Regions from separate parts of the Homo sapiens genome. Here all the other regions are linked to region 1. Evidence: chromatin contacts called from ENCODE Hi-C or POLR2A ChIA-PET data. All regions are on one chromosome and are shown on one strand. Each heading gives the region's core, a stretch centred on a gene start or an enhancer-like site at or near the end of the contact. The rest is flanking DNA. Distances are from core to core; before and after follow the strand shown.

Region 1 (2,709 bases), core at 80-2,579:
TTTCTATAGATTATTGCAGTAGTTTCCAGGTAGCTCTCCTGCTTACCTCTTTCCATTTCAATCATCATTCTGCTGACAGCAACCTTCAAAAATCCAACTCCCACTGCAAAATTTCTTTGGTTCAAAACATTTAATGGATAGAAAAAACATTTAATGCTTACCCATTTCTCACCAGATTAAGTGCACATGCCACAACCAGTCATTAAAGGCTTTTTCTAGTCTAAATTCCTGTTCTTCAAACGTCAAACCGCCCTTCTACTCTACTGACCTGAAACACACAGCCTCACCCTCCACATCTCTGCAGACCCACCGCATTTGCCACCTGCCCTAGGGAGCTTTTCCTGATCTTACCTCGGATGCCTTTCACTGCTCCCACATCTGAATTCCTTTAACTCACTCCATGTTTTTCTCAAAGGCAGACCAAGGTATTTATGCAAACATGGTGTCTCCCTAGTCTTGGGTGAGGTCTTTGACATCACTCACTGCAGCGATTCATCTCCCCTACTCTGCACTGTCAGACTCTAAAGAAGGGTGCAACAAATACTTGTCCATTTAGACTGCCGGCAAACCCTGAGGGCAGGAATTTTGGCCTTTTGTATCTCCAGTGCCTAGAACAGTGCTTGGTACACAGTAGGCACTCATTCATTGAACGTTGCTGAAGGAATTGAACGTACATACTACAAGCCCTGCAGATGCAGATACAGGAGGGGTTGACGGCACAGTGCTTAGGGTGGAACTGGAGGCACCACCTCTCCTGAGGGGTGATGCGCCGCTTCCTGGGCAGGCTCGGGGGAGCTCGCTCAAATGCCTGCCTCTCTGTAGCCCAAACGCTGGAAAAAAAAATACTCACAAATCACCTATCCAAGTATGTACACACAGGCTCACTTAAACCCGCCCTATTAAAAAAATATACACACGCACACACCATTTATCCAAGTATGTATACACGGGCTTGCTTAAACCTGCCCTATTAAAAATAATAATGTATATATTTATGCACGAACATACACACATATATCTATACAGGTCTGTACATAGACTTGCTTAAACCTGCCCTATTAAATACAGACACACACCCCTATCCAGGTATGTACATACATATATAATATATAAATATAAAGACATATATATGCACAGACTTAACTCCAACACGATTGGAGTGTCGGGAGGGCAACTGGGCTGCCCTCTCCGCCCTCCAGGACTGCGGGACAAGTCTCCCGGCGCCCGGGTCGCAGGAGACCCGGAGCCCTAAAACGGCCCCTGCGCGGCTTGGGCCTTCCGGCTTTCCGTCCGCCGCGGCCGCCATTGGCTGGGTTCGGCGCAGCTAACAGACGGCGGCAGTGCGAGAAAGCCGAAGATGGCGGTCCCCGCGGCGCTGATCCTACGGGAGAGCCCCAGGTAGCTGATCCGTTAAGCTCTTGCGGTAGCCGCGCCCAGGAAGGCCCAGATCGGGCTCGCACAAGGCTGTCCTTGCTGCCTGCCGCCTGGGCGCCGCGGCGGGCCCGGTTGAGTGGGGTGGGGTGGGGTGGGCTGCCGAGGTTGCGACGCTGCGTCTGCGGAGTGCGTGGGGCCGTGTAGCGCCTCTACAGTCACGGTGGTCCACCTGTGGGGCTCACAGTGCGCCTGGCAGCTGAGGTCTGTACGGAAGCGTGTGGTCTGCAAGCGTGGGGTCTGCGTCACTGTTCGCGGAGTTTGGTATCAGAAGTTCCCGGGTGCTGCCTTCAGTGCTGCCGAATCACGTGGAACGGTATTCCGTTTCCGATTTCAGTTCCGGTTCAGACACTCTGGTGGGAAAGGCTCACGCTGCTGCTGGAGGGTCTTTAATAGCCAACATGTGTTAATACCCCTTTTAAATCAGTATCGAATAGGGGACCGAATTTTTGGTTGGTAGAAGAATCTAGCCTGGCTTTGGTAGCATTTGCTTTTATTTGCATTTTAAACAGATTTTTAGTTAATTTCTACTTATGGTAGATAAAGTTGGTTGTCCATGGTAGTGATATAAAGCTCCCCTTTAACATTATTTAAGTAAAAAAAGACTCAATTTGTGAAAAAATAAGCAATAGTGCAGGTAGCGTGTGGATACAGAAAAAGTACTGAAGTATATAGGCAAAATAGTGTTCGGAAGTAATTTCTTTGTGCTTGGATTGGGTAGAAATCTTTCAGAAGAAAAGAGTTATTTTAAAGTTTTTCCTTCTTTCTGGATTCCTTTTGTTACCAGTGGAGGGTGTCCAGGTTCTTGGCGTCTTGAACAAAGAACTGGAGAAGACGCACAAAGAAAGCGAGGAAAGAATGAAGAAGACATTTATTGAAAATGAAACTACCCTCCACAGTGTGGGAGCTGCTTGAGCATAGGGGCTGAAGGGCCCCTACAGAATTTTTGGGAATTTAAATACCCTCTAGAGGATTCCATTGGTTACTTGGTGTACTCCCTATGTAAATGAAGAGGATGAAGTAAAGTTACAAAGTCATTTTCTCCGCCTATGCCATATGGAGAGGACATTTCTTGTCATAGCTGAAGTGGGAATCAGCTTTATGTTCCCAGCCTCCTGACCCTATTTTCCTGCCTCACTTTGGTTCTGATCGCCAGTTTCTTTCCTCATACCAGTGTCTTGGGGAACACCGCTACATCAGTAAACTGTATCCAATATGGTGCAGTATAGAATTGTTCTCATCACATCATTTAAAGTTGATTATTACAGGAAAGGTGCT
Region 2 (2,700 bases), core at 122-2,621, 620 kb before region 1:
TGGGAAGACAGGGATGAGCTGGGAGGGCAAAAATCAAGAGTTCTGTCATGAATACAGAAGAACAGTCTGTGCTGGAATTATAAATCCAGGAATCATCAGCATATAGACATTATTTAAATGAGAAAGACGGAATGAGATCACTCAGGAAATCATGTAGAGAAAAGAAGTGGGGGCACTCATACTACTTCACCAACAATTTCTCCACTCTGTCCAACCCGGTCCTCTTGGGTTCTGAGCAAATAGGGGTTCTCTCACCCCTGGACTTCTTTCTTGTGCCATTCTCATTGCCTGCAATGCCTTCCTCCCTTTTCCTAGTATCCCTGAATGCTCATTCTTTAAGGATCAGCTCAAATCTACCCTCTCCAGGAATCATGGGCCTTGTTTAGCCCCACTGCCAATGTCGGCCTCCTTGCTTCCCGTAACTTTGTTTATTCACTGCACATTTGGCATTTGTAAGTCAATGTCTTCTGCTCTGTGTATATGTCATATTTCTCCCAATTAGAGTATAAGCTCAGAGAAGGCAGTCTGGATGCCTTTACACTCCCCAGTATTTGGCAGGTTTTCCAGAAAAGAGTTAAAACAAACATCTGTTGATCAATGACCACATTCACTCTTATCTTCTCTTGCTACTTTTGTGCCAGTGGTTGAGAATTAATCTCAAATTCTGAGCAGCTCAGCAAGGGTGTTTCAATCAATTTCTTGAAAATAAGGCAGCAATTGTCAAATGCTTTAAGACACTTATGGCAAATAAATGCTTGTGGCAAATAAAAAGAATATGACTCACTTCATATTGAAAAGAACCAGATGAAAGTAGTTTCCCACAGAGGAAAGTCATAGAATTAAAATGAATGTCTATGAACCACTTCAACTATTTTTGCATCTACCCCTGAATAATATTCCACTTAACTGGAACATATCTCAGTGTGTTTGTGCCCATTTAACACTCCCTGTCTTCCCAACCCAGCATCTGTAACTTACAGCCTGTAGTCATTCCAAAATGCTTCCACGTGGCTAACCTGGGTTGCCAAGCCCCATCTGGCTCAATTAGCACTGGAGATTCTGGAGAGCCCCAAATTATCATTCTTTTCTGGTTGTACTACCAAAGACCTTCCCATCCTATCTCTTCCTCAAACTCCCTAAGTTCCATAGTTGTATTTGTTCCAATTTTGAATCCCAATAGTCCCCAGCTGTTTTAGATGCCCCGCCTCCCCACCCCCATCTGGGCTCTCCTGGCTGGGCTTCCCATGACAGTATTCTCCAATTAGGCAAATCACCCTTCAATCCCCAAATTTTCTTTAAAGCTGTAGCAAGTACACCCACAGTCGTGACAATACTGAATAAAATGGAATAGGTCTGATTCACTTTCCCAAAGCTGACTTTTGCTGCTGATTGACTCATATCTGTTTACCAGAGGTCATTTGATTTCCTCCTTTTGACTCATGCTCAACTTCAAAACTGATATAACTTGAGTGTGCCACTCGAATGTGACCTTCCTTTTTGCCTGCAGAACCTCCAGCTCCACTCAGCTCCTGGGGCTCAGCCAGCAGAGCTGTGCAGTGGAAAGGAATCCACCTTGGAACAGGATCCCTGGCTTTACCACTTCAATTGCTGAGTGATCTCCAGCTAGTTAGTTTCAGCCTATTTCCTCATGTGAAAAATTGAGGTAAAAATACTTGGAAATATTGTTGTAAAGGTTAAGTAACGTAAGAAAAATGCCTGGAACCATGTCTTCCACCAAAGTAGGTAGGGGCTCAACAAATATTGAATTGATTCATATGACATTGCCATTTATATAGGTCAAAAATGGCCAAATATTGACAATTTCATATGGTTCAACCTGCCATCAGCCTATTACTCAAGCACCTAAGAAATCAGTGTCCAATTGGTTGGAGTATTGGGTACAAACAAGGTAGAACCTTAGAGGTAGAACCCCAGTGTTGACTTTTATTTACATTATCAAAGAATCAAGGAAGGCCAGCACCCTACTATGCACTTTAAATTCTGGAAGATTTTCTTCACTCTTAGCTAGTTAAACAAAGCCGATTTAAGAGACAGGATAAAATTGTGGTTTAGAGCCTAGACTCTGGGGAGAGATTGTCTGGGATTAAATTCCAGCTCTGCTACTGACGAGCATTGTGAAACTGAGCAAGTTTGTTAATCAACCTGGGTCTCAGTTTTGTTCCCCGTGACATAGGATATTACAGGGTGTTGTGCAGATGAAATAAGTTAAAACATGTAACATTCTTAGAATCTGGAAGTGTTAACGATCATTATCTTGATTTAAAATAGGTGGTTTGGCCTGACTAGTTAGTGAAATCTCTTTCACAACAAAGCACCCATTGGGTAGAAATCAGAACTCCAGCAATGGAGAATCAGCCTCCCCTTGTTGATCAGTCCCAGTTTAGCAGCTGGGATACTCCTTGGGAAGCTCAAAGATGGTAGGTGTCACCACCCATGATAGCTCAGTGAGAATCCACCCAGCCAGTGATGAGTGCTTCAAGGGTGGGGCAGAGAATATCACACAGTCATTTGGAGCAGTGGTGATTCATGCACACCCTGAAAACCTCAACAGAAAAGAGATGGTAGCAGATGAAAAGGAAGAGGGATACAATTTCCACAACCAAGAAGAAACAGACACTGCTCATTCTGGTGAGAAATGAGAGCATAATTTGAATTCAGCATTTATTTAGAAAATCAGAT
Region 3 (2,700 bases), core at 161-2,660, 880 kb before region 1:
GATTATCTAGTATTGAACTACCCTTGCATTCTTACAATAAACCCAACTTAGTCATGATTACCTTTTGAAAGTGCTGTTGGATTGTTTGCTAATGTTATCATTAAAACTTTTTATTAATATTCATGAGATTGCTCTATATTTTCTTTTTGGTACCATCTTTGTCAGGTTTTTGAATCAATGCTATTACATTCATTTTATAAAATGAATTCAGGAGTTTTTCTTTATTTGTTTTTTTTCTTTTTTTGGCACTTTGAGGTTCAAGATTCTTTTCCTAGTCTCTGCAATTGTTTAAGCAAGAATGGGATTATTTAATCTTAAAAGGTTTGGTAGAAATCCCCTTGAAACAATCTGGGCTTGATGCTTCTTTTGGTAAGGGGTACTTTTAACTATTTGTTTCTTCTACGGTAATTGGTTTGTTGTGACTTTATCTACCTAGAGTAAATTTTGGCAATTTGCATTTTTCTCAAAATAGTTTTTGAATTTATTGTGTAAAATTGCTCAAAATAGTCAATTTAAACAAATTTCCTGTTTTACTATTTCCCCCTTGTCATTTAAATTTTTGTATTTGTGCTTCCTCCTTTTTTTCTTAAATAGGTTAGCTGGTAGTTTATCTGACTCAACTCCCCGCACTACCCATCACCAACTTGGATTTATTATTGCCTCTATTGTTTTGGTTTTCTACTAGTAATTCTTTTTTGCTTTTATTAATTCCTTCCTTCTGCTTTATTTTGCTTTTTACTCCAAGTGTTTGGTACTTGGTTAATTTTCCCCTTTTCCTACTTTTATTGATAACTGTACTAATTAATATAAATTTCCTGTCATATTTGCATTTTATTTTTTGGCAAATATTAGGTTTTTATCTGTCTTGTGGTCATGTCCTTCCGGTGTGCTTTCATTGTCTGTGAGGATGTTGATCTATTTATTCTCTTATTTCTTATACTAACTTTGACTGGAGTTGGACTGTAATCCTGGCTCACTTACTCTTTTTTTCCCCTTAACTGAAATGAGTTTTTCTGTACTTTTAGGAGGAAGGAGTGGCTCTAGGATGACTTCACAGCCTTAGAGCTCCCATTTTCACAGTGATTTAAAAGAATATATATATATATGAAAATACACATATATAATGTCTCTGTGTCTTGGCCTTTCTTCCCAATACTTATCTAGATCTTCTTTCCTTTGTCCTATTTTACCCATCCTGCCCATTTGGATTCTAATTCTAGAAGTTTGTCCTCAGTGCTGGGCTTTGTCTCATAAGCTTCAAGAGGTACACAGCGTAAAACCCAGACAGCTCTAATGCAATCAGCAGACCTTATCATATTGCTTTAACATTCATCTGCAAATGAGATTCTGTAGTCACTTCCCAGTTTCAGTGTCTGTTCTTAGATTGGCCCGCTGCACTTTGTAGTTGAGAAACTGTGGGCAGTGTTGTAGTTCTCCAATTTGCAGAGCTGTCAGAAACCAGCTGCCTTCCTTCTACTTCCTCCCACAGATACTGAAACTATGTGGTTCAGTGGTTTGTCCTCACTTAGTTGTATTTTGAAGTTCATAGAGATACCTTGTCATCTAGCGTTGTAATAGTGTCTGTGGCTATCCTAGTTGCTCTGTATTCTTATGGGGAGATTAGAAAACAACACTGTTGTCATCATTTTCCCTGAGGTTAAACTGTTAAGACCTCTTTCTGTTGTAGAAGAGAGGTTTTAATTACAAAAATAATTTTATGATCATTATAAAGAACCTATAATTTGAAATTTGCTGTATTCCAGGTACTATCCTAAGTGCTTTATCTGTATTATCTCATTTAATCCTAAACCCTGTGTGTTAGGTTTTACCCTTATTTTATCCACGGCAGAGTTAGGGTCCAAGATCATGCTGCTGAACTGGCAAATCTGGGATTTAAACCCAGGTCATCTGATTCCAGAGCACCTCCTCATTAACTGTCTCTCAAAAATGATCAGGTCCAACAGTTTTCAAATTATATACCACTGTCAGCAAGATTTCTATATGAATTTAGATTAAATATAAATAACTAAAGATCTAATAACACATATATATTATAGATCAAATCTAAAAACACTGAAATGATAAACAGGTTAAATTAGGCCATATGATCTGATTAATCTCATTTGTACACAGATGCTCAAAATAAAGCTCCTCCTCCTACCTTCTAAAAAAAAAATGCCACAAAATTAGGGGGCGGGAAGGAGACAAGTATAGAGTAGGTAACAGAGCTTTTTGAGATTTCGGACTTCGTATTTTCCCTCATTACATCGCTCCTGTTAAGGAATAAAGTGTATATGTGAAATATTGCTTATAATTTATTTAATCGATAAATGCTTTTCTTGTAAATAACTATTTAGAAAAGTTAGAAATAGTTTCTCCACAATTCACACTGGGCTGCTATTTTCTGGTCAATTCAGTTGCTGTGGAATGTGAACATTTACTAGTCCATAAAGTTTCACAAGAAAGTCTCCCACAAGTGTATCAATTAGAAGCATACTAAAATTTATAATCTTATGGTATTAAATTATCAGGAGTTAGAAAATATTTAGCCTTATGAAATACTTTTAGATTGGAATTTTTCTCTAACATTTATGAATAAAATCACTGTTACTACCTTTATTGCCTTCTAACCTTTCTTGGTGATACAGAAAAAACAATTTGGGCTTTTTATATAGTCCTAAAGCCATTATATATATGCTA

What was found. Hi-C counts contacts between places; a loop is a spot of excess contacts on that map. ChIA-PET counts read pairs that join two places held with the same protein, here RNA polymerase II (POLR2A). Pooled maps may share reads with other maps.
Region 2: a loop to region 1 is called in a pooled map, with 5 times the contacts of the local background. The contact joins the enhancer-like site here to the promoter of COMMD10 in region 1. A Hi-C loop is called at or near these places in 2 of 37 single-sample maps with no recorded cell type and 7 of 50 pooled maps. POLR2A ChIA-PET finds 5 or more read pairs at or near these places in 1 of 52 experiments (CD4-positive, alpha-beta memory T cell).
Region 3: a loop to region 1 is called in a map with no recorded cell type, with 9 times the contacts of the local background. The contact joins the enhancer-like site here to the promoter of COMMD10 in region 1. A Hi-C loop is called at or near these places in 4 of 37 single-sample maps with no recorded cell type and 4 of 50 pooled maps.

What each region holds. Positions count from the first base shown.
Region 1 is chr5:116,083,696-116,086,404 of GRCh38, forward strand. It overlaps COMMD10 (COMM domain containing 10), which reads left to right and starts at 1,330. Exons shown (of 7, transcript NM_016144.4): 1 at 1,330-1,398. The coding sequence starts at 1,358. RefSeq lists enhancers at 1,124-1,283, 1,577-1,871.
Region 2 is chr5:115,459,185-115,461,884 of GRCh38, forward strand. No RefSeq gene overlaps it. Among named protein-coding and RNA genes, the nearest start is that of FEM1C, 84 kb to the right of the region's middle. RefSeq lists an enhancer at 1,118-2,317. Within about 2 kb of position 1,372, at least 12 of the 41 ENCODE cell types and tissues checked have a DNase peak (open chromatin) inside an H3K27ac peak, as active enhancers do.
Region 3 is chr5:115,208,026-115,210,725 of GRCh38, forward strand. It overlaps PGGT1B (protein geranylgeranyltransferase type I subunit beta), which reads right to left. Exons shown (of 9, transcript NM_005023.4): 9 at 1-2,700. Among named protein-coding and RNA genes, the nearest start is that of TRIM36, 39 kb to the left of the region's middle. RefSeq lists a silencer at 1,234-1,343. Within about 2 kb of position 1,411, at least 6 of the 41 ENCODE cell types and tissues checked have a DNase peak (open chromatin) inside an H3K27ac peak, as active enhancers do.